Regions from separate parts of the Mus musculus genome. Here region 2 is linked to region 1. Evidence: chromatin loops called from intact Hi-C (ENCODE). Cell type or tissue: gastrocnemius. All regions are shown on one strand. Each heading gives the region's core, and the rest is flanking DNA. Links, peaks and the distances in the headings are about the cores only.

Region 1 (8,332 bases), core at 311-8,310:
CTTTTGTGCCTTAAAGGAAATTAAAAAAAAAAAAAAGCCCTGGTTTAGATCCGATTACAATGGAGAGGAGGGAGCACCCCCCACCCCCAATCACTTTCCCTTTACTTGCCAAGTCAAAACAAAAATGAAATGACTTTTTGAAGACTTTCAAAGCAACCAGAGCTGCTTAGCTGGGGGACCTTAAGAGGGTTAGACCAGGGTGACAATCGGAACTTGTCGGATCCACTTAGAAAACATATCAGGGAAGACAGTGTGAACAACAGAACCAGGCATCACTTTCTCTCTACCTGACAGCTAGTTTTGGGGTGGGATTTTAAAAATAAAATGCCAGCGTGCACATCCATTCCACCTGGGAGTGCAGGCTGTAGGACCAGGCGCATAACCAATGCTCTCCCTGGCTCACAAAGTGGTGATGTGACTTTCCCTAGAGATAGAGCTATAGTCACGAAATCTTTCCCCAGGACTTACATTGTGGAGCTGTAGCTCCTAGGATCTTAACCCCTCCCTCTTTCCCTCCATCCCTTTTTCTCTTCCTCCTTCCCTTCTCCCCATTTTCAGCCCCTTCCCTCTCTGTATGTATGTGTGCTGTTACAAGTCCTTCTATATGCACATATAGAGGCCACACGTCAAGGTCAGATGTCTTCCTCAATTCTCTTTACCTTAGTCTTTGAGACAGTCTCTCTCACTGAACCCGGACATCAATGATTTGGCTAGACTTGCTGACCAGCAGGCCTAAGACACCCTCCTGTTTCTTCCTCCCCAGGACTAAGATTACAGGCACGTGCAGCCATGAGTAGCTTTTTACACGGGTGCTGGGGCTCTGATCTCAGGCCCTCCTGTTTGTACATGACTGAGTCATCTCTCTGGTCTCTCTGTGTTCAGAGAGAAACTAATCTTAACTTGCAAAGCTGCCAGGAGAGTTTTCACTTTTCTGAAGAACTTCCACAGTGCTACTAACAAAGCCTTGAGTTTTCTGTGGAAAAATAAACAGAGAAAGATCCTGTTTGATGTTTGAGGACAGAGGTCCAGCTTTTCCTGTAATTGTCACATTGTGGAAAAGACCAGAATGCGGACTCGTTGGGGGTACACCGCAGGACTCTGAAGGAAAGGTTTCCCAATTGCCCTGCATGTAAATATTTTCACATTCTGGGATATGGGGCCCTCTCGGGTATACAAATAACTCCCACAATTTTGGTATGTTAAAACAAAACAAAACAAAACAAAACAAAACAACACCCTATATTGCTTCAGGGACCTCCTAACCTTCTCAGTTTCCCCCCAAGCATCTGTCTGGCAAATGCACACAGAGAACTTTCCCGCACAGGCCACTGGTAATCTTATGTTCTCCCTCTCATTTTTGGCTTCGGGTCATGCTGCTCTTGTGTCTGGACTGTAAAATACATCGCAAGATGCCCCGCCAAAAACAGCAAGTGTTACTGACAATGTCAGAGGCACCAGCATGCAAGGTGACGTGTTGTGTGGCTAGCGACACATTCTTTTCTTTGTTGGCTTGGTGCAATCAGTGATTCTGTGTCATAGCAAGGCTCTGATTGCTTCCGCATTGGGGTGGCCAGCTCTTGAGAGCTTTGTCCATATGGAAAAGGCAGGCTAGTGTTCCAATTCCAGACAGATGAGACTAGATCACACTGCAAAGCTTCCTGTGGAGAGGAGCCCAAACCTCCCTGGCAATCTCCACTCAAAGTCAACTACTTCTTCCCATTGTCCAAATGCTTCCTGACGGTAACACAAGCTTTCTTTTACTTGTTTATGAAATTCAAAATTACATGTTGACCAAATGAATTATACGTCTAGATAAATTACAGTGTAGAACTGTAGTCTGGTCTTACTGAAACAGAAAGACTATTTAAAAAGAAAGAGAAAGAGAAGGAGGAGGAGGAGGAGGAGGAGGAGGAGGAAGCGGGGGAAACTGTGTAAAAGGAATTAAGATTCAGTATTTTTCTTGCTGATGTAACATAATTATTACAATTATTCATGCTGAGGCCTGACTGACTGCTCTGGAATGTAAAGACAGGAGCATGGTTAGAAACTGAGGGAACTCCATGCTAGAAATATATATGTACCTCCGTACATATATATGATATGCCTGCTTACATGCATGGTTATGACATATGTTAGAAAGTGATGTGTTTTGGATCTGTGTTTCTATGGTTGCTTTAAAAGCCTTTGTTAGACACACCAGGTCCCAACCCAGAGTACTGGGGAAGTGAGGGCGGGTCTGTTATTTCAGGGAAATGAGCAGACCAGTTACAAACCTGTGGCTTCCCCATGCCCTAGTGTTTAAGAAAATACTGAACAAAGTTTCCATTCAATAAACAGCTTGCATCTCACCGAATGTGGTTACCTGTATCTTCCCGTGTTCCCGCAGTCCCTCCATCATTCTGTATCTCAGAGTGGACTTCCTTTCTCTAAGGAGCCACATGGTTTCTTGGGCCCTAGACACCCTCTCTAGGCACTCACACTGACAAAACTTCTTCCAGGCCCCTCTGGGTCCCCAGCTGTGCTGTGTGGTCCCACTCACAGCTTCCAGAGATGACTGCTCTCTGACAGTGTGCACACTTGCCATTCTGAGACTCTTAAGGGTACTGATTTGCCGAAGCCACGCCTACACTAGCCTCTGTGGAAAGGAATAAGGAAAGCAGGTGGGTCTTGAACCTACAGGCGGGGGCTTTGTGTCATGCAAGCAGATTGTTGTCAAGAGAGGAGATATGAAATCCCACATGTGGGTCCTCTAATATTTTGGGGAGCCTTTGGAAAACATAAGCATGGCTGATAGGATGTGCTAAGGGGGAGCAGGAAGCAGGAAGGTGGCAGCCCCAGGTTTGGGCATTTGAAGAGGGAGATGGGCAGCTATAAGGGCCTAGCAGAACATTGCAAACAAACCCTTCCACCTGAGAGTCACTCTCCGGAGCACTCTAGTTCTTGGCCAACTGGCCCCAGCAAGGGTCCAAGTTCTAGGCACGATTTGGGGCTCTGAGTGAATCTGGGGCATCAGTTGCACAGCAATGGGGAATGAAACCTGCTCCTGGCTCTTGGGCTGGGGTCTTATAGAACTAGGCTACAGGGTCCTCCCCTCTCCCATCCCCCGGAACGGGCACCATGTGTTTGCTTCTTAAGATAGGGGCCTTAAGGTGGCAGACCTCCTCTGGTTCGGCGGTGGCTGCTGCCATCTGGCCCTGGAGAGCCAGGTGCCCATAGTCAGTGGTCATTTGTGAAGCCAGGCCTCCCAACTCCTCCGGGTTAGTAACCGACTTAGTCATCTGGAAAAAGAAAACAAGCAAGACACAAATACATACACAAAGAGAAGCATCAGAACCATGTGTTAATACCCTGGGAAGCCAAAGGGTTTCATTCCCTTTTAGCCCCTGGGGAAGGTGAAGGCCAGGCCTAGCATAATGGCTGGACACTGGGGAGGGCAATTCAAGCGAAGCCCATGCTGCATTGCACACAACAGGCCAGGGCTGTGACTGCCCTGCAGCTCAGACCGGATGGATGGGCACATGCTCAGCGTGCAAGGCGGTGCAGCGTGGAACCGAGTCCTCAGGGCCCAATCTCAGGGAGAATGGATATGGGGTCACCAGAGGAATTTCCACAAGGGACCATTCTAGGGGATGATCCTTGTGAGTGGTAGATCCTGATTCGGCTTCTGTGAGGATCTAGGCAAGAAAGGATCTGAGAATAGGGCTGTTACAAAGTCACAAAGGAGACCCAGTGAAGAAACCAACATCAGGGACTGAAGGAAGGGCTTGGGTAACTTTGTAACAAAGCACCACAAAGTGCTTCGGAAACATGGTGGCCCATCACAACCCACACAGTCCATGCATCCACTCTGCCCGCACCTCAGAATAGCGTGCCTCAGTTTAGTGTTTAGCCTTCACCTTGGCTTTTTGCCATGAACAAAAAAGTCACCTAAAAGACAGTCTCTGTCTCTTTTCCAGGAATCTCACTCCTGCCCTATCTCTTTTCTTACTCTTCAAAAAAATAATTTGGGACTGGAGAGATGGCTCAGTGGTTAAGAGCACTGACTGTTCTTTCAGATGAGTTCAATTCTCAGCAAACACATGGTGGCTCACAACCATCTGTAATAGGATCTGATGCCCTCTTCTGGTGGGTCTGAAGACAGCTGCAGTGTACTCATATACATGAATAAAATAAATCTTTAAAAAATATATTTTTATTTGTAGGTGTGTGTCCACACCACAATGCATGTGTGGAGGCCAGAGGACAACTTAGAGTTGGTTGGTCTTTCCATTGTTAGGATTCCAGGGACTGAATGCAGGTCATTTAGCCTTGCTTACAAGTATCTTTACCTGCTACGCCCCCTTGCTGGCCCCCTTTGTGATCTTTTAAAGGCTTGATTTTAAAGGACTATTCCTTTTAGTATTTAGACAGGGTCTCAGATAGCTCAAGCTGTCCTTGAACTCCTAATTCCCCCTCTACTTCCTAAGGGCTGGAATTAGAAGCATGTGCCACCATGCACAGCTTAAAGGGCTTTTAAAAAGCCCCTTCAAAGGACTCCTTGTCTACTGAGGTAGGTTCCAAGGAATACAACTGGCATCCCAAAAGAATGAAGTTGTACCATGAGCTGTACCATTTGTGCCTCATTAATAGGAACACAAAGACTCTTCACCTAACAACTCTGACCAAAAGTGCCAGGCTAGCCACCTCAGGATGTCATATACTGGAGGGTAGGCTTGTTGGGAATCATAGGTGCCAAAGGATGAGACAGCCTGGTTCAAAGCCTGGCCCAGAAGACTCTCCAGGGACTTTATGAAGATACTCACAAATGCCTTTCAAAGATCCCACTGCTAGACTGCGCAGTAAGGGGACTTTGATTTGTCCCCTCTACTCCCCTGAAAGGATGGTCTTGGTGTGACCTCCAGCTTGCCAGGACACTCAGAAGTGACTGTGACTATTCCCCTCCTTCCTCAGGCCACATTCATTTAAACAGTCGGCCTGGTACAGAGTTCCCATGCATGAGTAGAGCAGGCAGGGAAGCCTTCGTAGTCCAAGCTCAACCTCTAGTGGACACACAGTTGCATGACAGAGCCAGTGAGAGGGGTGACTTGGCCACTCCAGCTAGGCCATTGCAATGGCCACCTCGGGCTTGGCAATCCTTTTGCACTTGGGGCTCCAAGTGGAGAGGGATGTTTTCTGTGTATGCACTCTCTGAGATCACATTTGTCATCCTCCATGTAACTCTATAATGCCAAGAGCACATACTGACTCCCAGAGCCATTTATGAAGACTCATCTGGAACAATGTTGTTTGCATTATGTTTCAGTGGAAAATACAAAAAACAAAAAACAAAAAACCATTACTTCTGCTGTCAGGAATTAGAAAAAAAAAAACCACACTAATTTTGCCTAGAGGACTGATTGCTCAAGTATTATAATTTGATTTTGCCAGATAGCTTCATGTTTTTACTATTTTGCTCCCAAATATCTTCTCTTATACTAGAACTTAACCCTATTAAAACATCTCAAGTCCTTCCAGAGATGAGTAGGATTTGCTCCTTTTTAATGAGACCTTGTTGCTCATTTCCTGCTTTCTTGAAAGCTCTCTCCTCCCTTTGTTCCCTGTGTTCATTCCCAGGACTTAGTCAACTTTACTTCCTTCTTCCTGGGGCTTCTATACCACAGGCAACCAGAGGCACCACAGAGAGGAGGTAGGAAGTAGGGTCCCGGGAGAAAATGCCATTACAGGGAACCTACATCACGGGCTGGTCAGTCTACCTGACACAGATCTCAGACTTGAAGACTCAGATGGTGGTGGGCATGGTGTGAAGACTCAGATGGCAGTGGGTAGAGGGGGAACCCACAGTGGGTGGGGCCAGTCCTTTTCTTCTTACCATTTCCTGAGCTGTGACGGCAATGGCTTTGGAGTATTTAACCACAGTCGTCTGGTAGTCAACAAACGTTCCCTTTGGTTCTGGAGGTGTGCCTTCATCCAGCTGTGGATGAGAGAAGAACTTAGGAGTCATAAGGAGCCTGGCCAAGGATAGGCTATACTTGTAAGAATTAGAAACTTAGGAAAAGGAGAGAGCCCCTCAGAGGTTTCTTTGGTTCAAACTCTGCTCTAACTTCTCCAATCAAAATCACAATGGAGGTACACATAAGGCATTCAGGGGACACAGGCAAGATGGAGTCCCAGTTTCATCTTACAGGAGTGGAAAGTATTTCAGAGGAAGGACGATTTAGTTAAGTCTCACCAGATAAGGAGAAGGCCGCCCACAAAAACAGTAGGGAAGGAATCCCAGAAAGAGGGAACAGTATTCAAGCACATGATGGTAAGAGTGAGTCTGGTACTTCCAGGGAAATACAGAGAGTGGTGGAAGATGAGGCGGGAGGTGGCAGAATCTCCATCATGGAGGACTTCCATAGCAACACTACAGTCCACCAATATCCATGCCCAGGGATGCCTAGTGATGATCTAAGTCAACAGAAAGAATTGGAGGATCTAAGAGCAATCTTTTGACTGCCTGCCTCCAAGTGCAACAGCAATTAAGAAAAGGGCAAGATCACTGTGAAAGAATGGGAGTCAACAGTCCCCTTGAAGGTCAAGGGCATACTGATCCAGGTGAAGTGTGGTCCCCTGGATGATAGATCAGGGTAGGTAAATGTGATGGTTGATATTGATAGCCAACTGGACAGTAGAATTACCTCAGAGAAAGACCCTGAACATGTCACGTCTCTGTGGGGGTTTCTAGAATGAGTTAACTGAGGTGGGAAGAAACCAGGAAGAACTGGATGTGGGCCATCCCATGAGCTGGGTGGTCCCAAAATAAATAAAAAGGGGAGTGAGCTGAGGGACAGCACTCACACCTCTCCCCCCCACCCCCACCCCCGACTGCAGATGCAATGTGACCAGTGGCCTCACACTCCAGCCACTGTGCCTTTCCCACTGGGCTGGACTGTATCCCTCAAATTGTGAGCCAAAAGAAACCCTTCCTCCCTTAAGTTGCTTCTTGTCAAGTACTTCTCAATGACCAAAGTTAGTGACACAGAAGGAGTTTGTGGACAGCAGTGAAATCCCAGGTCGTGTTTTACAGGGAGGAGAGGGAAACCCTTCGTGTGTATCCTCTGCTGCCAGCAACTCTTGTGACCATCAAGAGATTCCAGGCTTATTTCTCAAGAGCCAGCTGGACCACTGACAGCAGCTGTGTGGGTGCCGCTATCACAGCATAAGGCATCTCCGTGAGCGAGGCTGGTGGGCTAGCAAAGGATGACTCAGGGCCTGACTTCCATTCTCTCGGGACTGACAGGACATTTCCTATCTTTACATTAATACTGAGAAAAAGAAAAAGAGGATCATTTGGCTTTTAACTGCTACTAAGAAACTATGGATTTGACAATTTAACATCCCCTGTAGACATGTGGTTTGTTTCCAAAGTTCTGGTGCTCTATTGTGGTGAAAGTCAAACAAACCCTCCTGCACCTCACCCTATGGCCTTGAGGAGGCAAAATTTACTCACTGTCTGCTAAACCATCCGTATTTGAAGCATAAGCAAAGCATAGTGGATACTGATAGAGACTTTGAGAAGGGAGATACAGTCTAACCCAGCTTGCTACTTCATTAGTGTGAAGAGGATGGGAGAGAGTTGTGGAGCCATTTCTCTAATGACTTTATTCCTTTATAGAGACCGAGACAGCTAATCCCTAAATCAGCAATTTAAGACCTTGTATTATCTTAAAATACTATACTAATGCATACATAATCCAACTGTAGGCATTTCCCAACACAGGCACTGTAACACTCTCGTCTGTGATACTCTCTAATGCTAAGCTGACAATTGGATGCTGATGAAAAACTGTTTAACCTGACAATATCAAAAGGACATCATTAAAGACAAAATCCTTGGAGGAAAGTAGAAACCATAGAGTTGAAATTCTTTTTGGTCTGAAGCACTGTCAATTGGCTGTTGAGCCAGAAAATGATTTATGTTGTCTCCTATGCCTGTTGCTTTTGAGAGCCCACCAAGACCTTTCATACACACTATTCAATGGTTTATGCATTTAAGTAGATATCAAAATGTAAGATTTTTGGAAGTCCCATTAGAGATTCCTAGGATCTACTCAATTGAGATTGTGATAGAGCTAGACAGCAGTAGAGACCAGGATCCTGAATTCTAGAAAGTTCCTCAATTCCAAAGTAGCCATTCCAAGGGCCAATGCTTGGAAATAATTTCCTAACTCCTCCTGGAGTCTCCTCCTTATCCCAGCTTATAAAGAAGACATGAGGTGTAAGTAATTATTTCCATTTTACAAACAAGGAAGCCAATGATACTTTCACAATGTCTGTTTTTAAGCACAAC
Region 2 (8,332 bases), core at 225-8,224, 53 kb before region 1:
CACACACACACACACACACACATCCTTGGTTATTGTGGAGATAGATGTTTGGCTCAGGGCAGAATTTCTCCTCCATAAGCAAGATGCCCTCTTCTGTCTTTTTTGCACCTCACCCCCACTCCCACCCCCCGCCATTGCCATGAAACCTTCACACAAGTTCATTCCTTTAAAAGTTTATTTCTGATGAATAAAAAAAATAATTTATGTGATTAGATAAATTAATTTATGTGATTAAACATTATGACAAGGGCAGAGCTTCCCTTTCTTGTCTCCTGACAGATGTGGCTGCAGAGGGGCTCGCATGCTATTGCCTCCTGGTGGGCAGTGAGCTGGGTTCCAGGGAGACCAGATAAAACCTAGCCTGTTTCACAGAAAAGTGTCAGCCCTTCTTCATAGTATTGTGAGACTACTGGAAGTTCCCTCCTCGTGCTCATTCCAAATGACCACAACTTAATACATCAAGTGCAAGCTCACCCTGATGGAGCAGTGACGTCAGGCGATTTGTGGAGGATGTCTTTCCTAGCGGAGGCTGCCGACTCAGTGGGAGGGACTCTGGGGTGAGGTGAGATCTGGGCCACCAGCATAGCCCCTAAGACCTTTCTTTGGCTTTTAGGACTCTGAGCACTGTTGCCTCTCAGCCTGTAAGCAACTATTTTCTTCCAGTTCCTTGCAACTTGCTCAGTAACTCAGATGTGTCTGTCTGTGTGCGCGGTCACCGAGTTCGTTTCTTCTAGGTGTCTGAGCAGAGCATACAATCAGTGCTGAGATCTTAAGCTTTAGCTCCCAGAGGCTCTACCTTAGCCCTGGACTGCAAAGCTCGGGGAGATTTGGGGGACCACCTGCCAGAGAGACAAGAGGAAGTGCAGTGGCACCTCTTACCACCTCCACCCTAATTCCTTCATCAGGTTCTGGTTCTGGGGCCGCTTAGGAGGTGGGGATAAATACATGCTTTTAGGTGGTGGGACATTTTGGTTAAAGTCTGTGTGTTGCTGGGAACCAACCCAGGGCCTAGCACTTACGAGGCAAACATTTTAACACTAAGTTACTTCCATTAGCTGTTGGTTTTCTGAGACAGGATCTTGTTACCCAGCCCAGGCTGACCTTAGACTTGGCAATTCTCCTGCCTCCACCTCCCCAGTGCTGGGATTCTAAATGTTCGCCGTCACACCTCGTTACACGGTTTTTAACACTTGGTTTCAGCTGTCCCTACTCTCACCAGCCGGAAGAGAACTCAGACAACAAGCAGATGTGTGTGCTAAGAGGCTTAGAGGGTTTTCTGGACGAAGAGTGTGCGCCAGCAGATCTGTGGTGGCTTAGCCCTGAAAGCCCGTGCACAAACTGAAGCCAGGGCAGCTGCCTCTGGAAATCACCAACGCCAACTGGAGGACTGCCTAGGTCCTAAGTATCAGCTTATGATGACCTTCAAGACCACCTCCCAAACTGGCCAGTGGAAGGGCTACCCAGGGCTGTCTGACCAAACATGGCTTTTGCATCCTGAAAACCAAAAGACCTCTGAAAGGCAGAAGTAAACCAAATGCAATTTCCCAGCCATCAGGCACATCCTACTTTTAACCATCAAACAGGGAAACACAGGACAGGAAGATCAGTGTAAGGATTCAACACCCAATGTTGGCCTCCCTCACGGGACCAGAGGTAGGAGTGCACTCTGCTGCATTCCCAGTCCCCCTCACAGATGAATTCCATGTTCCAGGCCTTGGGCCATGGGCCTTGAAACTACTCCAAACTGCAATTCACTACATCTGCATTCTTTCTCCCTTAGGAGCCAGAAGACCCCTCAGTGCCTCTGGGGACACAAGCAGCAGCATTAAGTAATGCCTGTAGCCCAGCATTTCCGCTGGTTTATGAAATGAGGAGAGATCAGCCAGCCACGAGGACATTCACATACATGGACACAGCATGGGCTAGCAAGGGACAGGTGCGAAGTAGGCCCACGACCATGGAGGAGAGACCTGAGAACGACCTCTTCCCAAGTTCCTAGTGCACATCACCCCAGACAGGAGGACACTGTCCCACTGTCCTGAAACTCCCCTCATGGCCCCTTGCCTTCATTTGTTAGAGGTCTTCTCCTGTGTCCACTTCTGTGAAAGTTTTAAACCACCCTGGGGTAGGGACAGACACTTGGTATCTGTCCTGCCCCTGGAATGTCCAATGTGGCAGGGGACAGGTAGGAGGAGGGGTGAGGGGCTAGCTGCCTGGAAGCATATCCTACAGGAAGAGGGTGAGCCAGCTGCAGGAGAGCCTCTTGTCCTACTGTGTGAGATCACCGTCTTGATCATGAACTTTGGGGTTTGGCTTAATAGTTTTGCATAGTACCCAGCAAAGGCGTGAAGTGGCGCACACCTTTAATCCCAGCGCTTGGGAGGCAGAGGCAGGCAGATTTCTGAGTTCGAGGCCAGCCTGGTCTACAGAGTGAGTTCCAGGACAGCCAGGGCTATACAGAGAAACCCTGTCTGGGAAAAACAAAACAAACAAAAAGAGTTACACTCAACAAGGGTGAGCGAGGCGGTTTGCTTTCCCATGAGCATCAAGGGCTCCCAGCATGGAGGCTCTCCAGCAGCCCTGCTCAGCCTCAGTCCTTCCATGTGTGCCCTGCATTTGCTTTTCATTCACACCGTACTTAGATCCTTCTACCTGTGTGAAAGGGATTCCTTTGTGCAGCATGTGTAAGTCTCTACACATCTGGGAAGGTGTCAGGATTTCATTATGTTTTAGAGCTGTGGCACAGGAGAGTCTGCTCGAGGAGCCTCATCTGGCAAGGTCGAGGGTTGATTCTCTCTTTCCTTTCGGAGGACCAGAGTACCAGTGTTTCTTCTTTGGTAGAAATCTGGATGGAAGTGGTGAGCCCAACATACAATGTGGTACTGGTATCATATCATTAAGGGGGAGAAAGTCTGCCCTCAGCAGCCATTAGCCTTGAAGACCATATGCCTTTTTTCCTTCTCTCTCCTCTTTTGGAGGCAGGGTCTCATGTAGCCAAGGCTTTTCTCTATAATTTACTATGTAGCCAAGGCTGGTCTCTGACTTACTATGTAGCCAAAGATAACCTTGAACTTCTGATCCACCTGCCTCTATCTCCCTGGTGCTGGGATTACAGGCTTGTGGCACCACATCGAGTTTATGTGATGGGACCCAGGGCTTTGTGCATGCTAACCAGGCAAACACTCTACCAACTGAGCTACAGTCTAAGCAAGCCCCTGCTAACTCTTCACGAGTTCATTAACATGCTGGTACTTGGTATCAGGCCCTCCCTCATCCCTCATCTTAGGCAGGGGCTCAACTCAAATGTAAAGTCAGGGATCTCTGATGTTCTCTCCAGAAGAGGGCCCTGAGAGGAAAGGCACGAGGGGAAGGCATCGGGAGGTTGAAAGGGCAGCACCCAGATGATGTACTGTGAAAACACTTCTGTGACAACAAGCAATGCTGTCACACAGGTTCACAATGACCAGAGGGGACATTTAGATTTTAGGATTATTAAGATAAATGGTGGGAAATGCCCCCTTGAGATCAAAGGTCAAAGTTCTAAACAAATAACTTTCCTTCTTGAACTTGGACCCTCTCAAGTGCACAGAAACTGATAATAGGGCTCGAACATGGGAACCTCCTTCCTAAATGCTACCTGACTCTTCCTCCAGGGGGCGCTGCACTGAGATCCATCAGGGACATAGTCTCCATGTGTGTGTCTGCATAAACTGAAACAGCTTTGCTGAGTGAGGAGCCCAGTATTTTATTCCGGCCCCTACCCACCTAACCCTGACCACTTTCCACAACTCTGCCCTTTGGATTATGGAAGGGGGAAAAAAAAATAACTTCCATTTTTCTGGGCCACAGAATACAAGATGGGTGTAGTTGTACAAGGAGCTTACACACTGAGGCGAGAAAAGCGTGCAAACGGGTAGGGGATCTTCTCCCCCGTGGGTGAGTCAGTGCCCCACACTTACACAGACCTCTGTGACTCCAGAGTTCACTTGGGAGTGTTTCTGGCTTTATTAACAGTGTCCAACTCCAGCTGTCTTCTCTCCAGAGAGAGAATCTCTATGTCCATGATACTGATGATTCCTGTGAGCCGTTATTAGCATTGTTCTTTCCCGAGTGTGATTTCACAAAGAGGCCCTGGAGCAGTCTTAGAGGACACGGAGTACAGGTGTCTGAGAACAACGTAATACTGACTTTTCTTTTTTGGTAACAGTCCATGAAATGCGCCCTCTGTCCTGAGATATAGCGAGGCGTGAGGGGAGCTGGAAGAGCTGTGGGTGGGACACTGTACCGTGTGAGACCATGATCATGCAGCTGATAGTGACGGGACTGAGGACTGAGAGAGACAGACTCCGGTGGAGGGCCAGCAGTTTCCAGGAAGTTCCTGGCTCTGGGGGACACCAGTATGTCCAGTTCTTGTTGGGGGAGTAGGAACCACCTCCTGGGGCTCACCAGCATGGGGGGTGTCTTAGCCCTCATCTTCCCTCAGCTCTGTGGGGAGGAATTTGTACTGCTGCTGGCGGATCTGGGCCAGCTTCTTCCTGGCTTCCTCCAGCTCTCGTTCTTTCTTCAGCATTTCCTCCTGGGCTGCAATGATCTGAAAGGAGACAAGAGCGGAACGGAGCTAAAGCTTTTGTGAAGGCCTGTCTTCCACAGCCCCTCTGGTGATGGACGCAGATGAGCGTTCTTTTTTAAAAAACAAAACATGTATTTATGTATGTTGAGGGTATGTGTATGTGCCTTAGCACACATGTGGAGGTCAGAGGACAATATGTAGAAGTCAGTTCTCTGTTTTCAACGTGTGGGTCCTGGGGATTGACCCAGGTCTCCAGGCCCCAGGCCGCGTGCCTTTACCATGAAAGCATCTTTCTTGCTGAGCCGTAATGCTGGCCCGGGAACAGCATTCTTAGCTCTGGAAACTAGCCTACCTCACGGCTTGGTTTTGACACCAATGAGCCAGCTGATTGGGGGGGGGGGGAGCTGACTTCAGGGTAGGAACCTAGTAGCAAACACCTCTGGTATCGATACCAGGCTTGGTGTCTGCACTTGACTTAGACTGTCCCAATGCTTTTGTGGCAAGCCTGTAAAAGGCCTGTATTTACAATGAGGGATCTGAGGCTGAGACAGATGGGTCATTAAAGTGATTCAGTTGGTAGAAAGGGTGCAGGGAGGTAAAGCTAGGACCCCCAACCACAAAGTGGCCTTCATATAAATTTGGGGATGGATTCCTGGACTCGGAGTCCTAGTTGGCTAGACTGCCAAATCTATGGCGGATCAAGCCCTTGATTTAAAATGTCACAGTATTCCCATATTACCTATTAATATTCCTCCTGTACTATTATTATTTGTTTGGTGAGTACATGCATGCATACATATATATGTACAGGTTCGTGTATGTATAGGTATACATGTGAGTGCGCGAGCGCGTGCGCGTGCGCGTGCGTGCGTGTGTGTGTGTGTGTGTGTGTGTGTGTGTGTGTGTGTGTGAGACTGTTGCTTCTCAGGGAGCCATTCACCTTGTTCCTGGGAGCAGTGTCTCTGACTTCTACCTGGAACCAGGCTGGCTGGCTAGCAGACCCTCTCTACCTCTTTAGCACTGCTATTACATATATACATGCACAACACACCTATTTTTTTAAAACATGGGATTTGGGAATCAAACTCAGATCTTCATGCTAGCATGACAAGCATTTACCCTCTGAGCCACCTCTCTGGCTCCCTTTCACATATTTTGAATAATGTCCAGATGGCTTATAAGACAGAATGTAATGTGAACAGCATGCACATGACTGCTAAATGGAATCGTTTAAAGAATGACCAGAAAAACAGCCTTTCCAGAACATCCAGTAGAGTTGCAGTTTTTCCTGAATATTTTCAAGCCACTGCGGGTTGAATACAAGGATGTGAAAGTTATGGAGATGCAGACAACAAATGCGCACCTCTCATGCTTCTAAGGCCTAAAGCTGAGGAATCCTGGCTAACGGGTACAGTGGGACTAGGTGAGCTTGTGTTCAAGAAAGCCAAACAAGTTCCCTTCAGTGGACTCTTCCAGCATGCCCACTATGCCTACAAATTTATTGACCAAGGTGTGGGGTACTAGATGCGGTAGTATTTCCCAAATTCAATTGATCAGGGACTCTTTTATATGAGACTTCTATAGGAACAAGTAAATAAAAAAACACTTTCTGATAAAAAACAAAAAACAACAAAACAAACAACTTGGTCTATAGTTAAAACCTGGAATAGTTTGCAAGAGTCCAGGAAGGCACAGAGAATACCTGGTGCTGTTAAGAACACAGCCCTGTGTAACAGATTGATTATATATATATATGTGTGTGTGTGTGTGTGTGTGTATACATATATATACATACATACATATATATATATACATACATACACACACACACACATACATACACACACTCAATCGATCATCCAAAAGCCACAGGCCTGGTTCCCTGGCATGTCCTCTATACTTCTATGCATGAGAACACAACCCTGCCTAAGGAACCCAAGTCTTATAACAGACTTGGGCGAGAGAAGGGGCCATTCTGCCTGTGGAGGGACTGACATGGTGGCTATCTCAAAGACATCGCTGCTGTACTCTTGCTACTCACTCTCTGTACCTTTCTTTATAATAGGATACCTGACTTTCAGCTAGGAACATGGCTGTCCAGAAAAGAATCTCCCATTTCCCATGCTGCACAGTGGCTACACGTTGACCAATGGCATGGGAGAGAGAGAGGAAGTGAGATTTGTAAATTCCAGTGCTTGTTCCTTTCCCTCTTCCTGACAGATGGGACACTGAAGTTGGTAAGTAAGCCATCTTGGACCCAGTTGCCAGCGGCAACATTCAGGGAGGGAGAATAAGGTGCAGTCTGGGTCTCAAACACAGCAGAAACATCACCCCTTCCTACATGGCTTACTACGGACAGTTACACTCAGCAGAGATGGACTTGCATCCTGTTTAAGGCCCTGCTTTGTTGAGCATCTGCTGTAATATAAGCCTTGTCTTCCTTGGCAGGCACACAGGCCTGTGTGTCTGGCCACTCACCTGAGCAATGCCTCCCACGAACTTGGTTTTCACCACAACATCGTCATCATCAGCTTTGCCAAATGCTGCCTTCTGGGCTGCACGAACAAGATTGTCTGAGGCTCTTTTCACAGCATTTCCTGCCGCCTGGAGAGGGGACAAGACATGCGTGACATCATTAGCAAGAGAGCAGGAGTCTGGCAAGAACAGACATGAAGTTCATGAGACCAAGTTATAACACAGAAGTTATCTGGAGCCAGCGGGATACGTCAACTCCTCCAACACTGACGGCTAAGTACGGCTCTTTCAGTGATGGATTGAAATATAGTTCCTGGCTCCCCAAAAAAACACATTAATTTTAAAAAATGCTTTTATGTGTGTGTTTATGTGGGCTACATGTGTGTGGATATGGAGGACAGAGAACAGCCCCAGACATGCCACCTACTTCCTTTGAGACAGAGTCTCAGTGGTCTCAAGTTCATCCGTTAGGTTAACCTGGCCGGGTGGTGAGCCCCGGGGTTGCTCTCATCTTTGCCTTTCCAGTATTTGGATTGCAAACATCAGACACCACGCTCAGCTCCGCTTTCATCTGTGGGCCCTGGGGATCTAGCTCAGGCCCTCGTACTTACAGAGAGTGAGCACTTTACTGAGTCTTTACTCTCTGGCTTGAGCCCATGCTTTTGAGGGGGAATTGAAGGTCCTGCAGTAAGGGGCACGTGCCTGTTACAGAAGTATGCTCAGGCTGCCTTTGGTCAGAAGAAAGCCACTGCCCCTTGGTTCTAACCAAATGTGTTTGAAATGATGGCTCAGGCTTCATGATCCTCTGCATGTCATGGCCCTGGCTCACCTTCTCTCCGTCAGTGTTTGTGGGTGCTCTGGGCCGACTTTTTACAGCCCTTGTCGCATCTGGGTCTTTCTGACAGGGACAGCCCTAGCCTGGGTCTAACAACTTAAGGGCAGGGGCATGATTAAACTCTGAGTACCTTGGTGCACCTGGTACAGAGGCTGCTCAGAGCTGGGATTCACTGAAGGTTTCCTGAGGGAGTGAAGGGCTATGAGACAAGGCAGGGAGCACCCACTCGTGTGTTGGGGGTAAAAGAGTCTTATAAGAAATGAGACTCGATGGGCAGAATGTAAGGCACAGCCAGGCTTATGCTTTGTGAACAAAGATGAAGAGATTGCTGGAGCACATCTCATAGACTCTGTCAATGGAAGTCTCCATCTTTTTATTACCGACTCTTACCCATTCTAGCTTACTGGTGTGTGTAAGTGTGCTCGTGCATGGAGTTCAGAAGTTGGCTGCCC

Evidence for each region. Hi-C counts contacts between places; a loop is a spot of excess contacts. Peaks named below come from ENCODE experiments on the same cell type or tissue, not always from the same donor. Only the 100,000 strongest peaks of a DNase experiment are listed, where the experiment ranks them.
Region 2: a loop joins it to region 1, with 5 times the contacts of the local background. A loop is called at or near these places in 10 of 42 quality-filtered maps.

The regions. Positions count from the first base shown.
Region 1 is chr9:67,269,452-67,277,783 of GRCm38, forward strand. It overlaps Tln2 (talin 2), which reads right to left. Exons shown (of 58, transcript NM_001081242.2): 43 at 5,870-5,971; 44 at 3,159-3,278. Among named protein-coding and RNA genes, the nearest start is that of Mir190a, 37 kb to the left of the region's middle. In gastrocnemius, for the core only: CTCF peaks have their summits at 4,120 (motif pointing left) and 5,047; a DNase peak (open chromatin) is centred at 5,045; H3K27ac peaks cover 3,282 bases.
Region 2 is chr9:67,216,928-67,225,259 of GRCm38, forward strand. It overlaps Tln2 (talin 2), which reads right to left. Exons shown (of 58, transcript NM_001081242.2): 57 at 7,049-7,174; 58 at 158-4,591. The coding sequence ends at 4,463. Among named protein-coding and RNA genes, the nearest start is that of Mir190a, 16 kb to the right of the region's middle. In gastrocnemius, for the core only: a CTCF peak has its summit at 3,649 (motif pointing right); a DNase peak (open chromatin) is centred at 3,666.